2 separate regions of the Homo sapiens genome follow, and region 2 is linked to region 1. A link is a loop called in an ENCODE intact Hi-C map of the cell type or tissue named here. Cell type or tissue: natural killer cell. All regions are shown on one strand. Links, peaks and the distances in the headings refer to the core of each region. The heading gives the core; the rest is flanking DNA.

Region 1 (7,810 bases), core at 1,120-6,119:
TGAGGGTTTGAAAGGGTCAAGGAAATTGCCCAAAGCCATAAAGCAATTAATTGGAGCTGAGTTCTGTCTGACTCCCAATGCTTTACAAAATGACCTATATGTACGTACTCTACAAATATGTCTGAAGTTGGAAGTCCAAAGAGAGTGTTTTCTGCCCAAAAAAGGAGGAGTTACGCATCATGTCTCTTGGAAACCTGGCTGAGACTCTTCCCTTTTGGGGCTCAAAGGAGGGTCTTACTTGGTAGGTGTCTCTGTGAGTATGTTTTCCCAGACAGGGGGATTAGGGAACGTGTGGAGGGTTTTGATTCAGAGGAATATGAATTTGATTTTAGCCAATGTTGTAGAAAAGCCATGTTAAATAGCATGACTTTTTCCTTTCAAAAGCCATGACACTGAAACAATGTGGTCATAGCTGTCTCTTCAGCATGCCAATAAAATAGCATGCCATTTCTGAAACAAAAATTATTCTATAAATAGCATGGAGCCATTCTTACGGTGGACATCAAAAATCATGTGGTCACTTTTTTCATATTTACAGGAAATAGGAGCACACAAAGATGAGCTCAGCTTTGAACAGTTCCATCTCTTCTATAAAAAACTTATGTTTGAACAGCAAAAATCGGTAAGATGATTCTTGAGCAAGTGATCAAGTGATGTTTCTGTTTTCCATGTATTTCCAAGTCTGGCATGTTCCTAAGAAACCCACAAGAAGTGTTGAATCTCCATTTTAGTCAAGGAAACATAAATGAGAATGATGAAAGCATACCATTTTCATCCATTAGATTGGCAAAATTCTTTAACCATGACAGAGCTGTGGGCAAAATGTAGAGAAATGGTGTTCATATGCCTTCCTGGTGGAAATGCGAATGGCCATAAGTTTGATTGGAATTTGATCTGAGTCTGTTAAAAAAGTGCAACTCACTCTACTGCATTATTTCATTCTGAAAGGAAATTTAGCAAATGGCTGTTATTATTAATAGCCATCTCCAGATTGAGGAATTATATATATGTTTCTTCTTTTTACACGTTTGTTTGTTTGTTTTGAGATAGAGTCTCACTCTGTTGCCCAGGCTGGAGTGCAGTGGTGTGATCTTGGTTCACTGCAACCTTTGCCTCCCGGGTTCAAGCGATTCTTGTGCCTTAGCCTCCCCAGTAGCTGGGATTGCAGACGTGCGCCACCACGCCCAGCTAATTTTGTATTTTTAGTAGAGATGGGGTTTTGCCGCATTGGGTGGGCAGGTCTCGAACTTCTAACCTCAACTGATCGGCCCGCCTCCACTTCCTAAAGTGCTGGGATTACAGGTGTGAGCCACTGTGCCCAGCCCTTTATATACTTTTATTCATATTTTTTATGAGGGCATATTTTTTGATTAAAATAATAGACTATTTAAAAATTAAGAGGGTGTATGTTTTGATCTGACAGTGGCATCCTGGGGACTCTGTTTTATGAAAGGGAAAACATCGGGGCCTGAGAATATATTATCGGATTGTTTATTGCAGCATTACTTATGCTGGCAAAGTACCTGGGCACCATCTGAATGTCTCAATGGAGGAATTGCTGGGTAAATTATGGTCTATCCATATTATGTGACATTATGCAGCTGATTAAGAAGCATGTGTCAGTTCTCTTTCCATTAATCTGAGATGATATTTGTGACATTTTGTGATGAAAGCCAGCAGCAGATTTACATCAGGAGTCAGGTCTGCTATTTTGTTAAAAATCATAGAATACAGGCCAGGTGCAGTGGTTGACGCCTGTAACCCCAGCACTTTGGGAGCCCAGGCGGGTGGATCATTTGAGGTCAGGAGTTTGAGATGAGCCTGGTCAACATGGCAAAACCCCATCTCTACTAAAAATACAAAAATTAGCCAGGCATGGTGGTGTGCACCCGTAATCCCAGCTACTTGGGAGGGTAAGGCAGGAGAATCACTTGAACCTGGGAGGCGGAGGTTGCAGTGAGCCGAGATTGCACTACTGCACTCCAGCCTGGGCAACAGAGTGAGACTCCATCTCAAAACAAACACAAAAACAGAGAATGCAATAATCCTCCTTTTGCTCCTTTTTATGAGCAAGGGGAGAGTATGGAAGAAAGCACCTCACATTTAATGTTGATTTTGTGTGTGTGTGCTGGAAGGGGTTGGGAAGATAGGCAGGAAGGATAGTTACCTTTTCTTTGCACAGCTCATTTTCTGTGATATGTTCCAAGTAACATGTTACCTTTGCAATAAAAAGTTCCATAGAGCATAAAGTTTTAAAATTGAGACTATTCTGTGCGATGCACCTAGCACAGTACCTGGTAGGTGGCACACATTCAATAAGTAGGGGCTGCTGTTGTTGCTGTCAGGAAAGGGCTTTGCAGACTGCAAAAGAGTTCCCAGAGAAAGGTGTGAGGGCTTGGGGAGTACCTGGAACTTGGAGTCAGGTGGCTGTGGTTTCTGCAGTTAGCTGCATGATCTTGGATGAACCACTGACTGCTCCTAGCCTCAGTCTTCTCCTCTGTGCAATGGGAGGTTGGGAGTTGTGAAGACAGGCATTTTTAAGTGATGAGCATGAATGTTCCTAGAAGACAGTCATTAATTGCTTTCTGCATGCAGAGCTGTGGGCTGGCCACACAGTGAGGCCACCTGATGGGTGACCACTGGCCGTGGGACTTTGGATGTATCTGAGTTAGAGAAATGGGAGGGCCATTTCCTATCTGCCCAGATTTGGGGAAAACATATTTCTTAGAGTGGATCATTGAATTGCAATGTGTTCATTTTTTCTCATATATAATAATTAGTTATTTGTTTGCCAAATGAAATAGAAAGATTGCAGGCTTGGGAGTTGGGAGAACTGGATTCTAGACCCACTTGACCTCTAACTGACCAAGTAATGTTGGGGGAAGCCATCTCTGTCCTCTCACTTAGCCTTTTCTATAAAATGAAGGTATTAAATGAGATCAATGGTTATAAAACTTTTAATACTCTTTAATCCCCTCTCCTTTAGACAGGAAACTGTAACAACCACAACAAAAACCATGATTCATAAAAGCTTATCAGAATACTTTTTAAGGTTAAAACCTGTAACTTTAAAAATAGTCCTTGAGAACAATGACGTGTGTCATTGAACATAGAACATGTCATAGAATAATGATGACAGTGTGCGTATGAAATTTGGAATGGTGACGATTGTCATCTTATGCAATTGACCAGGATTGAGAAAAGCTCGATTTACTCAAGATAAGTAGTTGCAAATAACAGTTTTTTTTTTTTTAATAATAGTTTACCTTGAAATTTCAAGATGCTGTGTTGTCAGACAGATGTCAGGCAAAGTTTGAAAATAAGATTTGCACATGGCTGGGAGCAGTAGCTCACGCCTGTAATCCCACCACTTTGGGAGGCCAAGGCAGGAGGATCCTTTGAGCTCAGGAGTTTGAGACTAGCCTGGGCAACATAGTGAGACCTAGTCTGTATTATTAAATAATATTAAAAATTAAAAAAAGAAGATTTGCACAAAAGCTGTTTCACCTGCTACCAGATTAACCCATTCATTGATGGTTTCCACTGTGGTAACATTCCACATGAGAGGTATTTCAACCTGTACTTTAATTATGGCTCTTATTAAGGCTAGTCTGTGTGTTTGTGTCTATGAGGGAGAAACATAAATTGGAATCAGAGTTTTACAAAATGTCAGAACCCTCTGGGGTGCCCTAGATTGCCCCGTGTGGAACTTTGTATGGCAAAGATTCTGCCGATACCAAAGGTTGACCCCTGGTGGCCAGAATGCCACATTGAGCCTGCCCCTGGTTGTACTTGATCTAATGGTTTAAATATGTTAAAAATTAATTGCCTACATTTAAAACTTGAGAGATTATATTATATATTAAAATCTAGATATTTGGCTTCCCTTAGGAAAAAAATCGAGATCTGGCTATAAATAGGGTCACATCTCGCCATGGAACGGTCCACTTTCTCTGTATTGACCCAGCCCCATACAGCTCTGTCTGCTCATTTATGTTGCTTACCTGACCCCAAAGAAGTTTTGCTTTGGCAACCCTCATCTCCACTGTTTGAGGGTATAACTCTCCAGTTTGGTCACTGCATTTTAAAAATTTAATTTAGTGACAGATTTGAATAACAAAGTCCCAAGCTATGTAGATGGCTTCTGGCCAGCTCTAAGAACCTCACTGCTGTTGTGTAGGTAAATGCCCATCCCCTAACCTGTTAGCAAATTGTTTACTTCCTGTTCCTGGCTGGAAGCACAGGGCAGAGAAAAGTACCTGTTTTGTGATTTGGGGGGAATGAGGGCCTAGCTGGATTTCTCAGGCTCCTGCAGGAGACAGAGCTATTTATGGTGACTTATAATCCCCAGAACTAAATCCAGGGAGTGGGTTCATGCTTATCAGCAGCCAAATGGTTTCCATCGTGAGCTTGCTAGTTCCTCTTTGTGTCTAACCACCTGCCTACGTTCCACCTCTCGAGCTTCAGAGTTTCCAAAAGTTTGGCAGCAGCAGGAGGATAAGAAATGTAATCTCACGTTTGTGTCTCCCTGGTGAGGGGATATACCTCTAACTAGGCTGTAATAACAGTATCATTAACAAAGATGATAGCCAACATTTTCTCAGGTGGACTATTTGCTAGGCACTATCCTATGTGTTTTTTTTTTTTTTTTTTTTTTTTTTTTTATTTGAGACAGAGTCTTTCTCTGTTGCCCAGGCTGGAGTGCAATGGCACGATCTTGATTCACTGCAACCTCTTCCTTCCGGGTTCAAGCGATTCTCCTGCCTCAGCCTTCTGAGTAGCTGGGATTACAGGCATGCACCATCACGCCTGGCTAATTTTTGTATTTTTAATTGAAACGGGGTTTCACCGTGTTGGCCAGGCTAGTCTCGAACTCCTGACCTCAGGTGATCCTCCCGCCTTGGCCTCCCAAGGTGCTGGGATTACAGGTGTGAGCCATCATGCCCAACCTGCTCTATGTGTTTTGTATACATTTAATTCCCCCCTAGAGGCCTGTGCAAGAGCTACTGTTGTTATTGCCATTTTAGGGATTAAGAAACTGAGGTCCAGAGAGGTTACTTTGCTGAAGGCCTGTTTACTGCAGGGTAGTAAGCTGCAGAGCTAGGATTTGATTTTCTGCCCAACTTTGACGCATAGCCATGGAATACTTCTTAATTTTTGAATCCTTTGTATTAAAGAAAATGTAAAGCATATAGAAGTAGAGAGAATAGCGTAACAGACCCCCATGTATCATCAGCTGACTTCAGCCATTATCACCTTGTCACTGCCCTCACCCAAGTCCCTTTTCTCACACTTTGCAGCAGACATCAAGCAGCGTATCAGGTCATCTGCCAATACTGTAATTTAATACCTGGCTACGTGACTGCTACCCTGCTACCTCCTGATCAAACCTGTGAAGTCCCCTGTGGTTACAGCATTCTTACATAAAAATAGAAAGCACTTGCAAAAAATCAAAAAGAAAATTGAGAAGGCTGCTAACGTATCTCTGGTTGTTCCTATGATCCAGTAAGGCATTGAAGGATTATTCTGCCGGATTTTACATGGGTGTGAGCATGGGGGAAGTGAGTGATGAGCGTTCTGTGACGATGTTTGTGGAGGAGCTCAGAGATCTTGCAGTTTATTCTTATTGTCAGTGGCTGGCAAGAGGAGAGTCCACAGTGGAGAAGTTAGATAGAATCTCTGGTTAGCTTTTCTTTTTCTTTCTTTTTTTTTTTTTTTTTTTTTGTTTTTGAGACAGGGTCTCACTTTGTCACCGAGGCTGGGGTGCAGTGGTACAATCATGGCTCACTGCAGCCTCGAACTCCCTGGCTCAGATGATTCTCCCACCTCAGCCTCCGGAGTACCTGGGACCACAGGCGTGTGCCACCATGCAGGCTAATTTTTGTATTTTTTGTAGAGACAGTTTCACCATGTTACCCAGGCTAGGCTTGAACTCCTGGGCTCAAGTGATCCACCCGCCTTGGCCTCCCATAGTGCTGGGATTATAGACATGAGCCACTGTGCCTGGCCTAGCTTTTCTATTGATGAGATTTTACCCTTGGCCTTCCAGAACCAAATGGTTTCTACAGCCTAAGTACCACTGAGTGCGTAAGACCAGCTTCGGTTGTGAAAGGGCGTGTGCCTTCAGCCACGTGGGAAAACTCCATTCCTTTCCCTCCCTTTCTTAGTGCCCTGGCCCCTGCTTCTGTGACCCCCGCCTCTGGCATGGCCCCTTCTCTTGTCCAGCTGGTAACTTCTCCTGGGGCCCGACTCAGAGATGACATTTCCCTGTAGCCTTTTAGCTACCAGAAGAAATTAGTTTATCTATTATTTTAGTCACTCATCCAGTAAATGTGTGCGTGACCCAAGAGGCACAGTGGTTAACAATACAGCTGTTTCTCCTGACCTCACTGGCCCTTTGCTGGGGTGGGAAGGTCCTGGGATGTTGCCCAGAGTGACATAAGGCCCAGTGCCACCCCTGTCCCTTGGTTAGGTAGAATCTGACCACATAACCCTCCATGGTAATGCCGAACATAAATTAACTGCTGCCTCCACGGTGCACCCGTAGCATCTAGAATATTCTGTGATTGCTGGAATCTCATTTATTGTGTGTACATATGTACGTGTAGTGTGGGATGCTAGAGATTTACCAAGGTGGGCCTGGGTTGAAATTCTGGCCCTTGGACTTGTTAGGAGAAAAGTCCTTGCCTCCCTGGGCCTGTTTCTTGTTTCTGAAATGGGGCTTATTTTACTACCTGATGGGATCAGCAGGAGGAGTGACTGAGACTGTCACCGTCTTGCCCCAGCTCATGGAGCCCATGTTCATTTCCTGGGGCCGCTGTGGCAAGTACTGCAACTCGTGGCTTAAAAATAACAGAAGTGTCGGGCACGGTGGCTCACGCCTGTAATCCCAGCACTTTGGGAGGCCAAGGCGGGCGGATCGCGAGGTCAGGAGATCGAGACCATCCTGGCTGACACGGTGAAACCCTGTCTCTACTAAAAATACAAAAAAAATTAGCTGGGCATAGTGGCGGGTGCCTGTAGTCCCAGCTACTTGGGAGGCTGAGGCAGGAGAATGGCGTGAACCTGGAGGCGGAACTTACAGTGAGCCGAGATTGCGCCACTGCACTCCAGCCTGGGCGACACAGCGAGACTCCGTCTCAAACAAACAAAACAACAAAACACAGAAGTTTATTCCCTCACTGTACTGGAGGTTAAAAGTCCAAAATCCAGGTGTTGGCAGGGCCACACCCCTCGGAAGGCTCCAGGGAAGGATGTGTTCCAGACATCTTTCATGGCTTCTAGTGGCTGCCAGCAATGCTTCAAGCATTCCTCGGAGTGTGGACACCGCCTGGCTGCTGGTGGCTGCCAGCAGTCCTACAAGTGTTCCTCGGTGTGTAGATGGCATTGCTCTTTGGTGTGCAGACACCATCACTCCTCGGCATGTAGGCGTCATCGCTTCTTGGCGTGTAGATGTCATTGCATCGCTCCTTGGCTTGTAGATGTCATTGCATCGCTCCTTGGCTTGTAGATGTCATTGCATCGCTCCTTGGCTTGTAGATGTCATTGCATCGCTCCTTGGCTTGTAGATGTCATTGTGCCAGTCTCTGCCTCCATCATCACATGGACCCCTTTTCTCTGTGTGCTTCTCTGTCTCCAAATCTCCCTCTTTTTTTTTTAATTTTTTTTTTTTTTTTTTTTTTTTTTGAGAGGGAGTCTCGCTCTGTCACCCAGGCTGGAGTGTAGTGGCGCCATCTCGGCTCACTGCAAGCTCTGCCTCCCGGGTTCACGCCATTCTTCTGCCTCAGCCTCCCGAGTAGCTGGGGACTAC
Region 2 (7,810 bases), core at 1,757-6,756, 76 kb before region 1:
CATAGAGTTAAGGAGCTGGTTGTCTGTGAATGTCGGGAGGGAGCTTGTGGTACTGTTGGGCATGTTGGTTTTCTTTCCTTTCTGAGGGACCTAGTTGAGCAGTCTTCAGGTGGGAAGGGGTCTGCTCTGGGGCCTTTCTGAGTTGAGCCTTAGGTGTCCTCTTGCATCTTGTGCATTTGAAAGGCTTGGATTTTGTCTCAGGAGCCGATGTGGTGCCACCTGTTTGTGGGTCTGGAATTTTAGGGTCGGCTGTGGTGATGGGCCCTTTTGAGGGCCTGGATGCGTCCATCTCAACTGTGTAGGCTTTTTATCCTGACATTTTCACTTTTGCTTAGGCATATCTTCTCTGTCTGCTTATTTGTGGCAAGTGGTGGCTGCCCATGAGTGACGGATTCTCAAACATATGAGCTGTCTGTTTCCTTGGTATTAGGTTCTTGGGGTTCCCACTTAATAATGATAATAGTGATACCGTTGATGAGAGCCTCTTCTAATGAATGCTCACTGTGTCCTAGTCTCTGTGAAGGCACATCAAAGATAACTCCTTAATCCCCGCAGTGGTCCAGTGAAGGGGGAGCTATCCCTGCTTTATTCATAAAGAGATTGAGTCTTGGGGAGATGAGATGACATGCCCAAGTTAAGGAAAGGGCAGAGCTACAATTTGAACTTGTTCTTCCCAGTTTCAGTCTCAAGTCTTCTTCCTGCTCTGTGTTGTTTTCTTCTCCTAAATGATCTCAAAGACGTATCAGATCTGTGTGTCATAAACACCCTGCCTGAGACCAAAGAATGGCAGCTTCATTTAGAGTTTCTTTGTGACAGCAGGACAGAAACACATGAATTCCTTACGTGTGCAGAGGACTTGCTCTGCCAGGTGCTGGAGGTACCAAGAGAAAGGAGACTCAGTGCTCATCCTAGAGGCGCCGGATTTGTGGGGAGATGCTAGGAAAAGACCACAAACACAGCCTGGAAAAGGGCTGTTGGGGACAAGGGTGCCGAAGTGAGAGTTTACTGTATTTTGGCTCATCCTGAAATCCACTCTTGGACTTCTTTTCATGGAAAAAATGAATATTTTTGAAAGTTATTATTTTATCAAAATGTTTTTGAAATAAATGTGAAATTACTATTAATAATAATAATAAATGAATTATTTTCTCGCTGGCATCTCCTAAGAAGAAATCCATTGTCTGAGGGTGGTCCCCAAGCCCCTGCAATGAAGCGTCTCATCAGAAATAAGACGCAACCAATGCCTGAAGTGTCCATAAATGTATTTGCCTTTCAGTTACTGGTATGCGGTGATGGTATAAAGAAGGGCTGTCAAATCCTGGTCCTGCACTTGGTAGGGGTGTGACCTTGGGTCTCTCATGTCACCTCTTTGGGCCTCCATTTCCTTATCTATAAAATGAGAATAGTTGAAGAACACACCCCATAAGACTCTTGTGATAAGTAAATGACGTGATATATGTAAAATCCTTCAATAGTATCTGGCACAGAGGATGTGCTTAAGTATTTTTTGCTCTTGCTGTCGTTGATGTCATCATTATCATCATCCAGCATAAAGGCAAGATGGCATTGTAGAAAGGATGGGATAAATACTACATTTTCCATTTATATGAGGATTTTCCTTCCTGCACCCGATGGATTGTCCTGCTCCCCCTGGAGTATGTGTCCTCCACTTTGGAGCATGCCAGTGTGAAAAGTAGAGTTGACATTTTTATTCTTGATGGTGCTATAGCCCTTCTCTTATGCTGAATAGCTGAGGAATTGCTTGTCTTGTTTTCAAGAGTTGTCTTCTATCCTGGATGACAACCTTAGAATGTTCTTAGAATTTGTTCCTTTGTTGATTTAGCAAATACTCAAAGAGGACCTGATGTGTGTTGGGCAATGTGCTTGTCACTGGGGATAAAGTAGTGAACAGGACCCTGAAGATCTCTAGAGGATCTTACAATCTTGTAGGAAAAGCAGAAAAAGTCAGACTAACACATTCAATCATGTTGGATCGTGATAGACGCTAGGAAGGAAAGGAACAGGGTACTGTAATAAGGAGTCATTAGTCAGGAGCACTAGCCTAGCTGGGGAAGGCCTCAGGGTGGCCTCTCTGTAGAGGTGATGTTTGAGCTGAGACTTGAAGGGTGAGAAGGAGGGAGCCATGGGAAGCTCTGTGGGGAGAGCATTCTGGCATAGGGCATAGCAACAAAGCTTTCCTATTAGTGAAGGTAGCCTAATTGCAGTAACAAGTTATTTCTTCCTGTAAGTTTATCTCTCACTCACTCAAATCATGATCCAGTGGGATTGGGGGTGGGACTCTGCTGTCTGATCACAATGGGACTCTGTGCTATCATCTCCAAAGGTGTTGGAGGCTACCGCAGGATCCTTTGTGTGACCACTGCATGGAGGAAGAGGAAGAGCAGAGGATGGCTCAGGAGGTTGGAGGTTTCTATGGGCCATACCTGAAGTGGATGTACCTGTTTCCTCCCACCTGCTTTTTTTTTTTCTCCCCAAGAGATGGGGTCTTGCTTATTGCCCAGGCTGGAGTACAGTGGTGTGATCACAGCTCACTGCAGCCTTGAACTCCTCGGATCAAGTGATCCTCCTGCTTTGGCCTCCCAAAGAGCTGGGATCACAGGCATGGGCCACTGTGCCCGGCCCCCTCCCACCTTCTATTGAACAGAATTTGGCATGTGACCAAGTGCAAGGGATGCTGGGAAACATGCCCTAGCCGCATGCTAGAAGAACAGGGCCTAAGTTGGGGGGCATCCTTCCAGGCTTTTCTGTAACCCCTAATTTTGGAGGGTACAGAGGCAGCTCTAGGTGCCCCAGTGAAGGCTGATAAGCAGGTTGATGGTAAGGGTTTGGGAGTCTTGTAGGAATCCAGGAGAATGAACAGTCTCATCGCTGGGCTGCATGGAAAGGGAAGTGGTGAGCCACTGGCACTGAGGACTTTCCTGTCTGTAACTAGAGCTGCTGATGGTGATGTCTCTTAGACAGCCTCATCTGCCCTCTTGGGTTTCTCTCACAGATGTGGCCCTCCCCTCCCCAGCACAGACTGTCTCCAAACCTTGGCTTTTTCTGTTGCTGCCACATCAGTGACAGCTTTGGTTTTGCAACCTCCCAAGGATGGACCCCTGAGAGAGAGGCCTCCTATGGGCCATGCCTTTTAAAGCCAGCACACATGAGCAGGCTGCTTTGGAGATCAGTATCCTTTGGCACGGCCAGCCTTTCCTGGGCATAGGGGTGGATTGGAGGTGGTCTCCTGTAAGAGGACATCGTCTGGCTCCCGGGCTGTGGGCAGTGGTGGGTGCCTGTTACGGATTGAATTGTCCTTACCAATTTCATATGTCAAGGTCCTAATCCCCATACTCAGAATGTGATCTTATTTGGAAAGAGGGTCTTTGCAGATGTAATTAGTTGAGATGAAATCATAATGGAATAGAGTGGGCCCTAATCCAATATGACTGGTTTCCTTATGAGAAGAGGAGAGAGAGACACAGGGAGAGAAGGCCATGTGAAGACAGATACAGAAATCTGAGTCATGCATCTGCAAGCTAAGGAACACCAGGGGTGCTCCCTCAGGAGGAACCAGCCTCGCCAACACTTTGATTTTGGACTTCTGGTCTCCAGAACTGTGAGACAAACTTCTGTTGTTTCGGCCATCCAATTTTTGGTATTTCATGAGTGGCAGGCCTAACACACAAATACACTCTCATGTAACAGGGGCCTGAGGGCAACGGGGTGAGTACAGGGATTGACCTACCCATTCAGCCACTGATACTATGGATGGGTTGTGGTTTGTCATAACGGAATTTAAGAGGCGTTGCTTTCTTCCACGTGTCATGTTATTTTCTAGCTGCGTTGGTTCTGGCCTGGGCCCTGAGGGTGTAAGAGGGAATACAGTGTAGTGGGTAAACGAGGGAGGCAGCATTTGTCCCTCAAAATAGCACCAAGTTCTGGGAATGCAGGTATATTTGGAGTTCCTGACAAGTCAGTGCAGGTCCAACGTCTTAGGGATTGTGCTGAGTTGGGGGAGGGATCTAGTTAAAGATGTCCCTTGGTGAATCATTTTTGAAAAAAAAAAAATTATCTCCACTACCTGTCCCCTAGTCTGTCTTAGATATAAATGCGGGTTTTTGTATATCAGGCTCGCAAAATTATGTGTCTTGATTTGTCTTGGGAGAGATTTAGGTGCTGTGCAGTTTGGGGTTGAAATCAGAAATCCTGGGGTTGACTTTTCCTGCTTTCATGCAAGGCCCGATCTTGGGGCCAGGCCTTCGGTAGTCCTGACCCACAGACTAAGAGTGCTGGGAGGCCAGGGACCCTGTCTGTTCTGTTCATAAGGGGGACTTCCCAGCACCTGGCCCATATCTGGCCTGTGGCTGGTGCTCCTCAGATACCTGGTTAACAGATGAATCAGGAAAAGGCCCTGGCTGCCCCTTTCAGCCTCGGACTTCCGGTTTCTTCCTAACCATGGCAGCAGTATCTGGGGTTGAGATAGGGCACCTCTGTGACAACTTCCTCTTTAACCATACACCGTGGTTCCACTCGTGGTCCTGGCACTTAGTGACTGTGTGACCTTAGGCAATCTACTTGGCCTCTTTGAGTCTCAGTTTTCTTTTTTCTTGTCTTTTTTTTTTTTGAGATGGAGTCTCACTCTGTCCCCAGGCTGAAGTGCAGCGGCACAATTTCAGTTCACTGCAACCTCTGCCTCCCGGGTTCAAGCAATTATTCTGCCTCAGCCTCCTGAGTAGCTGGGATTACAGGTACCCTCCACCTCACCTGGCTAATTTTTGTATTTTTAGTAGAGATGGGGTTCCACCATGTTGACCAGGCTGGCCTTGAACTTCTGACCTCAAGTGATCTGCCTGCATTGGCCTCCCAAAGTGTTGGGATTACAGGTGTGAGTCACCGCGCCTGGCCTGAGTCTCAGTTTTCTTATCTATAAGATGGGGTAATAGTGGAGCTTACCCCATCAGATCACTGGGAGGATTCAGTTTGTAAGTGATTGTCACAAGTCCAGTATGTACTTAACACAGGGTGCCTCCCAGCCATGCTGCCATATGTCTCCTCAGGCAGCAGGTGCCTGCATTTGTGTTTGCGTGGGGGACATGGGACAGGCTGAGACATAGCTCGCATGTGTAGGGGGTGTCCTCCTCCTGCTCTTCTGTAGCACACAGCTAGGGGTCCTCTGGGGTTAAGTGCTCTTGGACCTGAGCCTGGATATAAAAGCAGCCCAGTGCTTCTGGGAGGCTGGGGAGGCCTGGGCTTGGAGAAGGAGCGTCGACAGGGTGAAGGTGAAGTTCTGGAAATAGAAACAGTGATGATACCACATCACAGCCTGGGGGCCACTCCACTGTCACAGGGCTGTTGGGAAGAAGCTGTAAGGTGCTGCTTTCATCTATACAAGTTGTGCTGGAGGCCAGGGGTAGGCGTGAGTTTTGGGAGGTGAAGTATCTGTGTGTGTGAAGGATTCTGTTTTGAGAAAGAAGGAAATGGGAACTTACTAATTTGTAGAATGGAAACTAGCAAAATTAGGCAAGGCATGGTGAGAGCATGTGCAGCAGGAAGAGGAGACCCCGCAGAGCTCAGAAGAGGTGGAGGAGGGGCTGGCCTCCCCGGCCTCAGGACTTCAGGGATCCCACTGCGTCTTCTCTGCTCCTGCTTCGGCTGGATTTCACCGGCCAGGTGTCTCTCTCCCCAGCACTACCAGCCACTCCAGGATGTCCCTGGCCTGCCACCAGCCTCCACCAGTGGGAAAAGCCCCTACACCAGGTAGTAGCATGACTGAAGGAGGGCCCGTGTCCCTGGGGAGGCAAGAAGGGCCCAAGCCCAGCGTGGCGCAGAGTGAACGTTACGCCAGTTTCCTGTTTAGACAGCTCTGAGCTGCTTCCCTCTGGCCTTGCATATTTCTCCTAATTAAAACAACTGCTTTTTCCCCCTCATTATAGAAGTACTATGTGTTCATTGGTAGACACATTTTAACCTACTTCTGGGTGAGAAAAACAACCCCTTAGCCCCCGCCACCCCCCTACCCAGAGAGATGGTGTTAACACCTGGTGTACCACCTTCCAAATCTTTTTGTCCAACAAAACTTTATTCACAAGACATTTTCACAACATGCGACCCTTTTGTAATGTACTTTAGTAATCTGCCTTTTTCATTTTGTACTACTTTGTGACCATGTTAGTATTATTAACTAATTTATTTTAGTTAATGAATTAATTAATTTTTTGAGGCAGGGTCTTGCTCTGTCACCCAGGTTGGTGTGCAGTGGTGTGACCATAGGTCACTGTAGCCTTGAACTCCTGGCCTCAAGAGATCCTCCCATCTTGGCCTCCCAAAGTGCTGGGATTACAGGTGCAAGCCACTGAGCCTGGCCTGTTATTAATTTTTTTTTTTTTTTTTTGAGACAGAGTCTCGCTCTATTGCCCAGGTGCAATGGCACCATCTTGGCTCACTGCAAGCTCCGCCTCCCAGGTTCACACCATTCTCCTGCCTCAACCTCCCGAGTAGCTGGGACTACAGGCGCCCGCCACCACACTTGGCTAATTTTTTTGTATTTTTAGTGGAGATGGGGTTTCACCGTGTTAGCCAGGATGGTCTCGATCTCCTGACCTCGTGATCCTCCCACCTTGGCCTCCTAAAGTGCTGGGATTACAGGTGTGAACCACTGAGCCCAGCCTGTTATTAACTATTTTAAATGTCGATGTTGGTTTAAAAAATAATATGACAGACCCCACATACTCAAGAGCAAGGGATCCAGGGTCTGACTGCCTGGGTTCAGATCTTGGCTATGCCACTTATCCCATTTGTGGCCATGGACAAGTTACTTAACTTTTCATTGCACTCATCTGTAAAATAGGATAATAATGGTACCTATTACACTGGACTCTCATGAGGATTAGGGGAGTTAATTATGTATCATACTTTGGGTATCATAGTACCTGGCAAATATCCCAAGCACTCTATAAGAGCTACTATTGCTATTATTATTGTTTAAATTTACTTTTATTGTAAGTTCTGGGATACATGTGCAGAATGTGTGGGATACATAGGTAAGCGTTTGCCATCGTGGCTTGCTGCACCTATCAGCTCATCACCTAGATATTAAGCCCTGCATGTATTAGCTATTTATTCTGATGCTCTCCTCCATCCTTACCCTGCTCCCCAACAGGCCCTGGTGTGTGTTGTTCTCCTCCCTGTGTCCATGTGTTCTCATTGATCAGCTCCCACTTATGATTGAGAACATGCAGTGTTTGGTTTTCTGTTCCCGTGTTAGTTTGCTGAGGATGATGGCTTCCAGCTTCATCTATGTCCCTGCGAAGGACACGATCTCGTTCCGTTTTATGGCTGCATAGTATTCCATGGTGTATATGTACCATATTTTCTTTATCCAGTCTATTGTTGATGGGCATTTGGGTTGATTCCCTATCTTCGCTATTGTGATACTATTGCTATTATTATTATTATTATTATTATTGTTATTTCCAACCCTCTATGATAGGCAGAATAAACGCTCTCTGCTCCCAAGATGCCCTTGTCTTAATCCCTGGAGCCTGTGAATATATTACTCTATACGGCAAAATGCTCCTTGCAGATTGAACAGATCTTGAGATGGGGAGATGATCCTGGATTATCTGGGTGGATATGATGAAATCACAAAGGTCCTTGCAGGAGGGAGGCAGGAGGGTCAGAGTCAGAGTGAGACTGGAAGATGGCACCAGCTGGCTCTGAAGATGGAGGAAGGGGCCATGAATCAAGGAATGCAGGTGGCTTGTGCAAGCTGGAAAAGGCAAAGGAACTCATTCTCCCCTAGAGGGTC

The links. Peaks named below come from ENCODE experiments on the same cell type or tissue, not always from the same donor. Only the 100,000 strongest peaks of a DNase experiment are listed, where the experiment ranks them.
Region 2: it touches region 1 in a loop (2.9-fold over the local background); 19 of 110 quality-filtered maps call a loop at or near these places.

The regions. Positions count from the first base shown.
Region 1 is chr16:81,870,314-81,878,123 of GRCh38, forward strand. It overlaps PLCG2 (phospholipase C gamma 2), which reads left to right. Exons shown (of 33, transcript NM_002661.5): 7 at 539-622. Among named protein-coding and RNA genes, the nearest start is that of PLCG2, 95 kb to the left of the region's middle. In natural killer cell, for the core only: CTCF peaks have their summits at 3,752 (motif pointing left) and 3,955; a DNase peak (open chromatin) is centred at 3,738.
Region 2 is chr16:81,793,223-81,801,032 of GRCh38, forward strand. The region is part of intron 2 of PLCG2 (phospholipase C gamma 2); the gene reads left to right. Among named protein-coding and RNA genes, the nearest start is that of PLCG2, 18 kb to the left of the region's middle. RefSeq lists enhancers at 4,423-4,472, 4,523-4,942, 5,213-5,822. In natural killer cell, for the core only: no CTCF peak of the experiment used is centred there; DNase peaks (open chromatin) are centred at 4,479, 5,229 and 5,819; H3K27ac peaks cover 4,330 bases.